2 separate regions of the Homo sapiens genome follow, and region 2 is linked to region 1. Evidence: chromatin contacts called from ENCODE Hi-C data. All regions are on one chromosome and are shown on one strand. The core of a region is the stretch at or near the end of the contact, and the rest is flanking DNA. Distances in the headings are between cores, read along the strand shown. Region 1 has its middle 35 kb from the start of VSIG4. Region 2 holds the start of HEPH (hephaestin).

The links. Hi-C counts contacts between places; a loop is a spot of excess contacts on that map. Pooled maps may share reads with other maps.
Region 2: a loop to region 1 is called in a pooled map, with 2.2 times the contacts of the local background. The contact joins the promoter of HEPH here to the enhancer-like site in region 1. A Hi-C loop is called at or near these places in 1 of 50 pooled maps.

The regions. Positions count from the first base shown.
Region 1 is chrX:66,072,324-66,078,660 of GRCh38, reverse strand. It overlaps the pseudogene EIF4BP9. Among named protein-coding and RNA genes, the nearest start is that of VSIG4, 35 kb to the right of the region's middle. Within about 2 kb of position 3,585, at least 8 of the 41 ENCODE cell types and tissues checked have a DNase peak (open chromatin) inside an H3K27ac peak, as active enhancers do.
Region 2 is chrX:66,161,392-66,167,728 of GRCh38, reverse strand. It overlaps HEPH (hephaestin), which reads right to left and starts at 3,482. Exons shown (of 21, transcript NM_001367233.3): 1 at 3,259-3,482.

The sequences.
Region 1 (6,337 bases), core at 2,336-4,835:
CCAAAGTGGATATACCATTTCACATTTATTTATTTCAGCAACGTATAGGGGTTCCTATTTTTTTCACATCCTCACCAACACTTGTCTGTCTCTTTTGTAATAGCTATTCCAGGTGTGATGTCTTTTTTTTTCATTAAATTGAAGTGATAGAATTGTTGTCCTGTGAGAATGTTTGGATGTTGTATTATATAATATTCAAATAAAATGAAAGGAGAATTTGTGGGCACACTATTCGTTAGTTGACCTAAACACTGCAAATCATCTGTTGATATTATGTAACTAATAGATATGCTACAGCCCATATAATTTGAGCTCTTGCAACATGTAGGATTAATATTTTCCTGTGTTGATTATTTCTCAGGAAATACCCCAAAATATCAATTCAGGATGTACCTATGAGTGAAGATTCACTGGCCATTGGTTTGGATTTAGTGGTACCAGATTTCCAAGAACTAATGATCCAGGAATTATTTGGAGAGGCAACTATAAATATTTCTTTGGAGTTGGTGTTTTCTCCTTTCCATGTCAATGCTCCAATCTTGATTGAAGACAAACCAGATACTCAATGTAATGTTATAATGAACAGGTACAAAATCTCTTTCTTCTTTAAACTAGGGGGTTCTCCACATGTTTTTAAAGAGAATGCTTACTTTGTAATTTTTTTCATAATCTGGAAATCACTTTGGATAGAGTGGAAGAAAGGCAGGAATATATCAACAGAAGCTTGCAGAGACTTTGAAGGGTACCTCTGCACACTCTTTCACTTTCCTTTCTGATAAACCAAGAAACACTATTTACGATGGTGATTGGGATTTGGAAATCCAAGTATATAGCTAGTGAACCTCAAATCTAGCTGAGAAGTAGCATAATTCTATCATACATCCCTGATTGTACATTTGAATATTGATTCAATGTTTACTTTGAAACCTTAACCAATCAGACATTTTTTAGGAGAAAACTAAATTATGATCAATATCTTATACCGGGTCTTAGGTCTGATGTATGATTTGTGTTTCTGAAGAAATCTGTATATTTTCAGGCATATTCTTCTGAGGTTAGAAAATTACTTGTGGCCAGGTGCAGTAGCTCATGCCTGTTATCCCAGCAGTTTGGGAGGCCAAGGCAGGAGGATTGCTTGAGTTCAGGAGTTTGAGACCAGCCTGAGCATAACAAAATGCTGTCTCTACTAAAAACACAAAAATTAGCTGGTCATGGTGGTGTGCATGTGTAGTCCCAGCTACCCAGGAGGCTGAGGTGGGAGGATTGCTTGAGCCCAGGGAGGTAAAGGCTGCAGTGAGCTGTGATTGTGCCACTGCACTCCAGCCTGGATGACAGAGTGAGACCCTATTGGGAAGGGAAGGGAAGGGGAGGGGAGGGGAGGGGAGAGAAGGAGAGAAGGGAAGGAGGGAAGGGAAGGAGGGGAGGGAAGGAGGGAAGGGAAGGAGGGAGGGGAAGGAGGGAAGGGAAGGAGGGAAGGGAAGGGAAGAATGGAAGGGAAGGAGGGGAGGGAAGGGAAGAAGGGAAAAGAAGGGGAGGGAAGGGAAGAAGGGAAGGGAAGAAGGGAAGGGAAGAAGGGAAGGGAAGGGAAGAAGGGAAGGGAAGGGAAGAAGGGAAGGGAAGGGAAGGGAAGAAGGGAAGGGAAGGGAAGAAGGGAAGGAAAGGGAAGAAGGGAAGGAAAGAAGGGAAGGGAAGGAAGGGAAAAAGGGAAGGGAAGAGAAAAAGGGAAGGGAAGGGTTCTTCTTAGTCCAAAGTATAATATAATATTATAGTGAGGGGAACAAAACATAATTAAGGAAACATTTTCCCTGTACTTGCACTCCCACGTATTATCATTGGTTCTCATATACCACAGATGCACTCTTTGACAATATATTTGGTATTTGTTCTTTTGCGATCTTCTAAAAATGAAAGCCAGGCATTGGTAGTGTAAAATCCCCCCCTCCCCATCTTATATCTGAAATTAACTCTGTAAGTAGGGTGAAACCTCTTGCTTGGCACAAAACTATAGGAAGAAAAAAAAAGTCTTCATTTCCCGAAACTAGGAGGTTGTGGGTGCTTCAGCAGAAATACTACTAAATTGGAGCCACAAAGTCACTATTGTCAGCAAATCTCTACCCATGAAAACCTTGAGTACCATGTGGAGGAAGGGAGTCTGCCTGAATTTCACCTTCATCAGCAGTGCTTACATTTGTCTGTTTACATGCTTTATCATTTTATATTTGTGTTATTCCCTGCTACTGACCCTCATTTATTGCCCAACCCCAGTGAGAAAAGCTTCCTGAGAAACACACCCAAAACTCTTTCCCTCTCCCAACATGGTGGCCTCAGCAAAAAAGAAGAAGAAGGAGAAGACTCTCCCTAACATACTTTCTGGCTGAGGATGGGAGGATTGGTGGAGGAAGCACCTATGTTTCCAAACCAGTACCCTGGGCTGATGAAACAGATGACCTGGAAGGAGATGTTTCAACAACTTGGCACAGTAATGATGATGAAGTGTATAGGGTGCCTCCAATTGACCGTTCCATCCTTCCCACTGCTCCACGGGCTGCTCGGGAACCCAATATCGACCGTCTTCCCAAATCACCACCCTACACTGCTTTTCTAGGGAACCTATCCTATGATATGACAGAAGAGTCAATTAAGGAACTCTTTCGAGGATTAAATATCAGTGCAGTGCGTTTGTCACGTAAACCCAGCAATCCAGAGAGGTTGAAAGGTTTTGATTATGCTGAAATTGAGGACCTAGATTTCCTGCTCAGTTCCATGAGTCTCAATGAAGAGTCTCTAGGTAACAGGAAAATTCAAGTGGACGTTGCTGATCAAGCACAGGGGAAAGACAGGGAGGATCGTTCTTTTGGCCATGATAGAAATCGGGATTCTGACAAAACAGATACAGACTGGAGGGCTCGTCCTGCCACAGACAGCTTTGATGACTAAGAAGTGATGATAGCTTTGGAGACAAGTATCGAGATAGTTATGATTCAGACCGGTATCACGATGGGTATCAGGATGGGTATTGGGATGGCCCACACTGGGATATGGATTGATGTGGCAGCCGGGATCGCTATGATGACCAAGGCAGCAGAGACTATGATAGACGCTATGATTCCCGGATAGGCAGTGGCAGAAGGGCATTTGGCAGTGGGTGCCACAGGGATGATGACTATAGAGGAGGCGGGACTGGCTATGAAGACCAATAAGACAGACAGGATGATCGGTCATGGAGCTCCAGAGATGATTACTCTCGGGATGATTATATGGGTGATGATAGAGGTCCCTCCCAAAGACCCAAACTGAATCTAAAGCCTCGGAGTGCTCCTAAGGAGATGATTCCACTGCTAGTACCTCCCAGTCCAGTAGAGATGCTTCTGTCTTTGGAGGGGCAAAGCCCGTTGACACAGCTGCTAGAGAAAGAGAAGTAGAAGAACAGCTACAGAAGGAACACGAGAAGTTGCAGCTTCAGCTGGATGAGCCAAAACTAGAACGACGGCCTCGGGAGAGACACCCAAGCTGACAAAGTGAAGAAACTCAGGAACGGGAACAGTTGAGGACAGGAAGTGAGTCATTGCAGACTGGGACCTCCGCCACATCCGGCAGAAATGCACGAAGGAGAGTGAGTGAGAAGTCACTAGAAAATGAAACACTCAATAAGGAGGAAGACTGTCACTCTCCAACTTCTAAACCTCCCAAACCTGATCAGTCCCTAAAGGTAATGCCAGCCCCTCCACCAAAGGAGAATGGTTGGGTGAAGTGAAGTTCTAACCCTCCTGCTCAATCTCAGAGCTCAGACACAGAGCAGCAATCCCCTACAATTGGTGGGGTAAAGTAGCTCCAGCTCAACCATCTGAGTAAGGACTAGCAAGGAAAGACGAAAATGAAGGAGATGGGATGAATATCCCAAAAGGCCAAACTGGGAACTCTAGCCATGGTCCAGGAGAGGGAGGGAACAAAGACCACTGGAAGGAGTCAGATAGGAAAGATGACAAAAAGGATAAAGACTCCAGATCTGCACCTGAGCCAAAGAAACCTGAGGAAAATCCAGCTTCCAAGTTCAGTTCTGCAAGGAAGTATGCTGCTCTCTCCATTGATGGTGAAGATGAAAATGAGGGAGAAGATTAAGCCACAGAGACCTCAACATCCTGTGCTTTCTCCTAGTTTCTCTCCACCCTGGAACATTCGAGAGCAAATCAAACCTCTATCCAGACAAGACAAAATAAAACTCACCATCTCCTGGAGACCTTTCTTACCTAATTTTTTTTAAAGGAAATTCTTATTCATGCTGCTGCAGCCTTTAAAGTACTGAAGTAACTGGAGAATCACCAATATAGCCAGAGAGAAAGAGACTAGAGATTTTTAGTGGAAAAGTTGTGGTGCATTATGTCACCATGCAGTTGCCAGTGTGATTAGTGCCTAGGGGCCTCAATTTAGCAGAAATGGTAAAGACAGTGATATAACATTTGGAGTCTGATTGGGCAGTAGAGGAGGGAGGTATAAGGGAAAGTGTGAGATTTCTACTGTTTCGTTTCTATCCTATTGTGGCATATATGAATTCTCAAACATTATCTGAATAAATTTTCCACTCTTGGAAAGGTAGATTTAGCCTCAAGTTGTTTTAGTCTCCAGCAGGCTGCCAGCAGCTCCTCCTATTTAATCCTGACTTTGGAGGCCAGCCTAGGGGGAATTCCCTCATTTTTTTTTTTTTTTTTTTTTTTTTTTTTACCACCCAGGAGTTGGGAGTGAGTCTATAGGCCATAACGAATAGGACTGCATTCGACCAAAATAAATGGGAAAATCGTGGTTTGAAAAGAAGCTTTTGGGAGGTGATGAGTCATTTTGCACCAGGTAATAGGGAAAAATTGTGTGACCTCCAGCAAACACATGAATGGTTATTTCCTGGAGCCAGAAGCACTTGGGAGTCATAGTAATTCCCAATGTTTTGTGTGTCCTGGTTTTCCCTTTCTAAACACTCTGCTTTTTGAAAGTTCAAATATATCTACGTTCTGTTGAAACCTTGAAACTTTAAAAATTTAGGCTCTTGTCATCATCTTAAGTTCTTCATGCGACTCTTAACCTCCCAAAAAGCAGTCTCTAAGTCACAGAGATGATCTCTTGGGCATTCTCTCTCTCAGCCATGGAGAGCTGTGAAAGGAAGAATCTCTGCTTTTCTCAAGCAAATCAGTTTCTTGCCTTTTGGTTCTCACACCCTGCCTGCTCCTGATGCTTTGACCCCTTTTATAGATCAGAGTGCTCTAGAATAATGGATGGTCTTGGGTGGTGAATAAAGGTGGATAAATAGGGACAGGGACAGTTAAATTGGGAGCCTTTCTTACAACCTTGATGGGGTTTTTTCCCCCAAGTTTTCTTCTCCACTGAAATGCCACACCAATGCTTGTTGGATTTATGAGGTGGTCAGACTAATGTGTTGTTCTTTCTTTTTCTTTTTCTTTTTTTTTTTTTAAGCTTCCCTTGAGAGAATAAATGGTAATGGAGAGAACTATTTAACAAGTTCCTGGTTTCTCTTGCAACACAGTAGCTAAACTTGCCTGCTTTTATGTGAATTTTTGTAGGGATCAGCTTGGTAGACAGTATCACCAGAGAAAAGACATCTTGATCTTTGTTTACAAGCCCTTCTCCCATCAGTCCTAGATTAGGCCCTGTTCAGCCATGCAGGGGTGTTGGTTTATGCATGCTTCAGCAGTGGGCATAATGAATATAATTTAGCCAGCACACAAAGGTGTCTACCAAGTGAATTTAAATAATTGGTGTGGATTGGCTAGTAGCTAAGAAGTGGGCTTTTAAAGATATACTGAAGATTGGAAGGTTTTTAAAAGAAAAAAAACATTGATTTTAGGTAATGAAAAGCTAGAATTTGCCATCTTCATGTCTACTCTCCTTCCAAATAGTTGTATCCAAAACTTTTTCCCTCTCCTCTACCTTGCCTCCCTGTTAAAAAAGAAATGGGAATTAATTAATGGCCTGCTCCTGAATACATGCAAAATTTGTAGAAAAATATCTTCTATGAAAATAATTTGTAATCTGTAGACTTATTACCTGGGAGATGCCTTGAGATGTAAAATCCCATCTTTTGTGTTGTGGGTTTTTTGTTTTCTCCAAATAAATATGATCTTTCAAGTTCAAAAGAGAGAGAGAGAAACAAACAAACAAACAAACAAACAAACACACCCAAAAGGGGGCCATGTGAGCTTCCTTAGCCTAATGTCAAACTTAAGTGTGGACCAGCCCCTCGAACCTGTGCCAAAATGTACTACTTTAAGCAGCAAAATAATCGTCACTCTTCAGGGCACTGAGTTGCCTCAGAAGGCAACTAGTTTGGGAT
Region 2 (6,337 bases), core at 2,233-4,732, 89 kb before region 1:
AGCTCTCAAAGAGTCCTTCCAGCTTTCACATGCTGCCAATACTTACATTCACTGATGAAACACAGGCGTACTCACATACACCTACACATAGCTCTATATATGGTCACACAAATAGTCATGCCTTGGAATCCTCAACAGGGAGGGAGTGTCCTCGGTTCATTCCAAGTCTGAATGCAACATGGACCCCTTTCAATCTTCTTTCTCAGAGAGGTGTCAACAAAGCAGTTGTGCCTTGAACTCATTTACCTAGACAGAAAACTGTCCCAGGCAAGAGCTCCACAACTGGAGAAACACATGATAAAACTGAAAATATTCCTGGGAGAGACTAGTACAGGCCATCAGCATACAGTGAACAAGCATTCAACAGTGGTGACTTATGATCCAAATGGCTTAAACAATAGAATCTGGGGAGTGGTGGGAAATGCCACCTAACATACCCCTAGCAGTTTCCAGATTACAATGTGTTTTTCATATCTGCCATCTTATATAATTCTCAAGATCTTGAGAGATAAGGAATACTTACTCGATTTTGCATCCAGGGCACAGGCTTTGGTATCAGGCTACCTAAGTGAATCTTGGCTCCATTTTTCCTAGCTGTATGACTTGGGAAACTTCTTCATTTATTTAGCCACAGTGTCTTTATTTTTCAAATGGTATTAATACTATTAGCTACCTCATAGAGTTTTGTGGGGATTAACTTAATTAAGATCTGTAAGTACTTTAAGGGCACATGTAAGTGATCAAAAGGTATTAGTGGCTATTACTATTGCAAGTAAGGAAATAGTTTGGAAATGAAACTTGCCAGGGCCATAAAGATTTTCCATTTTATGAATAGCAATAAATATGTGCACACTCATAAATTCCCATATATGGTAACACATTCTAAGCATACAGGAATATAAACATAGGTATGAAAATGCACACAGCCCAAGCTGAACTCTCTTCTTGGAAACAACATGGTATAATGTAAAGAACTAGAACTTTTGAGTCAGACAAACTTAGGTTTAAGTACTGTTTTACTCTATATCTAAATAAGATAAATTTTTGCAGCAGCTGGGACTTAGTAGGCACCTGATAAGTATTTTTCTTCCTTCTAATTATTGACATCCTTTCTATCCTCCTCAAATTTGAATTTGTCATTGTTATTGCTGCTGTTTAATTTGGTTTTATCATATACTAAAAGAGCAGAAAAAATGAAAAACCCATAAAATCCTTTATAACCACTTAGATGTTAGGCCAGGCACAGTGGCTCACGCCTGTAATGCCAGCACTTTGGGAGGCCGAGGTGGGTGGATCACCTGAGATCGGGAGTTCAAGACCAGCCTGACCAATATGGAGAAACCCTATCTCTATTAAAAATACAAAAAATTAGCTGGGCATGGTGGTGCATGCCTGTAATCCCAGCTACTCGGGAGGCTGAGGCAGGAGAATCGCTTGAACCTGGGAGGCGGAGGTTGTGGTGAGCCGAAATCGCACCATTGCACTCCAGCCTGGGCAACAAGAGTGAAACACGGGTCTCAAAAAATAAATAAATAAAATAAAATATAACCACTTAGATATTTCATGGTACAGTGGAAAGCGTTCAGGCACCAGAAAATAGTAAGTTCTAGCTCTGGATTCATCATTTATTGGTTATATAACCTTGAACAAGTCCCTAACTTCCTGAGCCTCAGTTTCCTCATGTCTTAAATGAGGATTGTCTCTACTTTGGGCCCCTCATTAGTTTGTAATAAAGGTCAAATAATATGAAAGATGTGAAAGCCCTGTGTAAGCTTTTCACTTGGGCAAGGATATTTTTTTTCTCAGCTAAGCCCATAGAGAAGAACCAGACTGATGAGGAAAAAGAACAGGAAGAAATAAAAGGAGAAATGAAATAAGTAAGTTGAGAAAGAATCCTGGAAAAAAGTAAAAAATACAAAATAAAAAGGAAGGCAGAAGGAATAGGCACTCAAAGGAAGGAAAAAAGAAAGAAAAATTCTAGGCTATTTGGATAGTTTAGTTAAGATATACTGAAACCTTGTGCCAACCTGGAGAGAAGATCAGCCAATATAAAGTTAAGCCTCCCTTACCTTTACCTTACCTTCCTGCCATCCCAGTGTCACCTGGGTCTGGTCCCTATTATTCATAACAATTTGCATTGCTGTGTTCCCTAGAATTTGCAAACTGTTCCTTTATTGCGACAATGCTCTTTTCTCTCCCTCCATCTCCCTTTCTCAGTTATACTACTTTGGGCTAGACAGGCTCATCCTAAACAAAGGATTACTCAACTGAATAAAGGAATGCTGAGCCATCTTTGGGGCCCTGTCTTCAATCTCTCAGCAGCCTTCCTAATAAACCCTCCATCAAAATTCACCTTTTGGTCCTCTGCTTTCTTAACTCTGTGATAGAAAACATACCGATTTGAAGTTAAAGACCTTGATTCAAATCCTATCTCTTGTCTGTGATAGCTATGTGACCTTTCAATAAATTATTTTAGCCTTAGTCATCTCATCCAAAAAATGGGATGATATTTTTTTCACAGGATTGTCTTGAGGCCCAAATAAAACCATGGATATTTGAGTCCCTAGCAAAAGGATTGCTTGTCATATAATAGATGCTGAGTAATGAAAAACTGAACGTGTTATAGATTCACACATGCATGAAACCTTTAGAAACCATCTTTTTCAATCACCCTCATTTGATGTATAAAAAACTGATACCAGAGAGGTGCAAGGATTTGCTCAAAGTCACGCAGCCAGTTGTTAAAAATAGCCAGAATTTGAACCAATGATTTCTAAAAGATTTTTGCTATGTAGAAACTAAGACTACTCAAATTCAGATGTTTAGCTTAGTTAAGCTATCATTTATTGGCTTACTCTGTGCCAATCTGGTCTCAAAATATGAAACCAAACATGGTTATTTTTAAGTAACTGAGTTCCCACTTACATAATCCTCAGATCCATCACCTCAATAAATTCCTCAACCTGTGAAACAGAAGATGAGCAAGCTATTTCGACAGGAAAATGAACTATTCTGTATGGCTCCAGGATTGGCCCTGAAACAGACAAGCCAGTGTAGTCCTGGCTATTTTGGCGAGAGGAACAAAAGGAGCCTATTGTCTCCTTTAACTTTCCTGCACATCAGCCAAACCTCCTCCAACTTTTTGGCCACTGACTTTTTCTCCTAGTGGCCAGGACTCCCTTAAACCCAGCTAAATAAACGTTTTTGCACAGGAAGGCAGGTGAGGTAGAGTTTGAAAAGAGAGAAAAGAAAGCTTACCTTTGCTAGAGAAAACTACTCCATATTCATGTCAGCGGCCCATTAATGCTGCACTGCAGACCCCAGCCTGAGTCCGCCAGCCATGTTCAGTCAGTATCTTGGTTACAGGGCCTTTCTCCTAAATTAAGTCCAGGATTCCAATTTGGCAGGGTTTACTGGGATGGGAGGATGAGGGAGGGGGAAGGGCTGGGTGCCCTCTTTTCCAGAAACAAAACTACTGGAATGTCCTGTTCCTCTGGGGCCTGGTTTGATACAAAACCCGGGATGGTTCTTTACCCATATCCGGGTGTTTTACAAATCCTGGTTAGGATCTCAGGAGGAATTACAAGGGGGTGGGTTGTACTTCTGTTATCAGGACTTGCTAATTGGTCTTTGCTGAGAGGAGAACACTGTCAGTGTGGCCAGCCAAAGCTCATGGGTAGATTTCAACAGCTCCATTTAAGAAATGAGGTAGAAATTGAAAGAGCCTCCATCTCACCACCTCTTCCCCTTCTTGCTCTGAAGCACAATTGTCAGCCCTGACTATTATTCTGAGGTCATGGCTGCTTAGTCATAAGTAAAAATAAAATTGGCAATAAAACAAAGGACTTTTTTTCTACATTCTAAGCCCTATGTTAACCATTTTACATGCATTCTCTTATTTAAGTCTCACAATTATCCTGTGAGATGAATACTCTAATTCTCTCTATTTTACAACTGAGGAAAATTCAGCTCTGAGAGGGAAGGTAACTTGTCCAAGGTCACACACTTAGGAAGTAAAAGAGAAGAGAGATTTGCTGGGTCTGTCTAAACTTTTAACCATGAAACCACCACACACAATGTGCTGCTTAGGGGAGAAACACAGTACTTTCAAGGGGGTAGAAGGGACTTCACAATTATTGAAAGCCTACTGGCCACCAGTCACTGGTGGATTTTTTTATATATACATTAACTTTGCCTCCGTCATTTCTAGCAGATTCTAGAGTGAAATTTTATATTAACTATATTTAACATTTTCCACCTGAGGAAACCAGATATAGCTAGAAGATAGCCTGGATTAACACAGGTCAACACCCTAAAAACTAAGACATGGAAGAATTGAAAATACTAAAAAGAAAAAAAAAACAAAATGTTCCCCCAACAATTCAGGGTAAAACTGGAGTCTGGATTTGTTTAAAGTCAAAGGTCATTCCCATTCCTGGTGGAAAGAGAGAAGAGTGAAAAGTCACTGTCCTGAGTCAAGTGACCAAGGTTCTCGCCCCACTTGCTCTAGGAGTAATCAGCTATGTGGATTTTGTGGATTTGGCCCACTCCCTTCTCTTCTCTGGGCCTCTTTCTATTTCTACAATGAGGGTCTTAAACTAGATATGGACCCTCCCAGCCCTGTAAATTTACACATCTAGAATTCCATGAAGAAAGTATAGTCTAGATATTAAACATAGAAGATAAAGAGGTTTCAAAGACACAAAGTATAGGGAAAGAATGAGTGGGGAGCAATTTGTGGCGACAGGTCTGAGAATACTATGCCTCTCTAAAAAGGACTGCATCTACCCAACAGACCCAGGTATAGGAAGGGGACAGGTATGATGGGGGTTCCACCACCTGATATTCTTACTTTGTGATGAGGAGATCTTGGCTAGGAGCAGACACTTTTCTCCAGGCAGGCTGGGCACATTTTCCTCTTCTGAATTTAAAGTGTCTGGAGCAGGGTCCAGGGAAGAGAACATTCAGAAGACTGAGGTGGTAGGGCAAAGTCTGGGTCATAAACCACTAGAGATTCTTAAGTGTGCTCAGACACTTAGGCGCTGCCCCATGGACTGCAACTCAGACCAAGGCAGGTGGAAGCACCAGTAGGAAGGAAGGAGGAGCCACCAGCCTCAACTCCCTTAGAAATGCTCAGTGGTCAAGGGAAGCTTAGCCAAGCCATGGCAGCCCCTAGAATTATCTGCCTCGCACACATGTGAACCTTGAAGCAAGAAAGGGGAAGTGGAGACAAAACTGATTAAGCTGAGATCCAAGTCCAAGCTCTAAGGCATTTATGACAGGGAGGGGAAGGGATAAGGCCTCTGCTCTGACTCATGAAAGACAACAAGAACAGGTCATAATAGACTTGAATCAACACAGTGAAGACTGCAGGAGGCCAGGTAGGCCAGGTTTCCAGGTTTGTATTATTCATTCACCAATTTCACTGAGAGTACAAACAGCACCCACCTTTTCTGCAAATCCGGGGTACATTTCTGGTTCCTTCTCCTGGAGGTCACTTGAAAAACATTTTAAAGTTGGTGTCTACAGACCAGAGGTTGGCAGATTTTTTCTATAAAGGGCTAGCTACTAAATCATTTATTTCCAGAGCATACAGTTTCTGTTTGCCATAACTACACAAATTTGTCTTTGTAGCTCTCAAGGTATATCATTGTGCCAATAAAAATTAATTTACAAAACAAGCAGCAGGCTAAATAGACTTTTTTTTCAATATAGACATTTGCAATATGGCATCACTGTTAAGAGCATGAAAACTGAAATCAGATATTCTGAACTGAAATCCCAACTCTGCCATTTCCTGATTCTATGATTAAAGTAATTTAATCCCCCTAAACCTCAGTTTTCAAATGGAGATAATAATATTACCTATTTTATAAGACTGTTATAAGAACTTAAATAAGGCTATACGTATTAACTATTTAGCACAATAACTGGAACATAGTAAAGGCAAAAATTAGAGTTATAATTTTTAATTTTTCAATTCTAAATAATTGTTGAAATCTAAATAATTATTTCCTCGTTAGGACACAAACTGTATTAACTTGTGTCAAAAAAGAAGAATGTTTCAAGAATCCTGGCTTCACATTCTAGTTATGCTACTAAAGAGCACACAGTGACCCTGGACAAGTCTTTTTGCCTTTCTATCACTCAGTTTCTTCACCTATAACATGAAAAAGGTGGTCTAGATTTGGGTTTCTCAAAATTAATTTTGGCAGCAGAACCCTTTCCCCAAACAGAATCTTAGTAAACACCCACTACTTATGGAAGATGAAAGTGATTTGTTCTAGGTAAGGCAGGGAAGGAGATAGAAATGGGCAAGGGTGAAGAGACAGAGGAA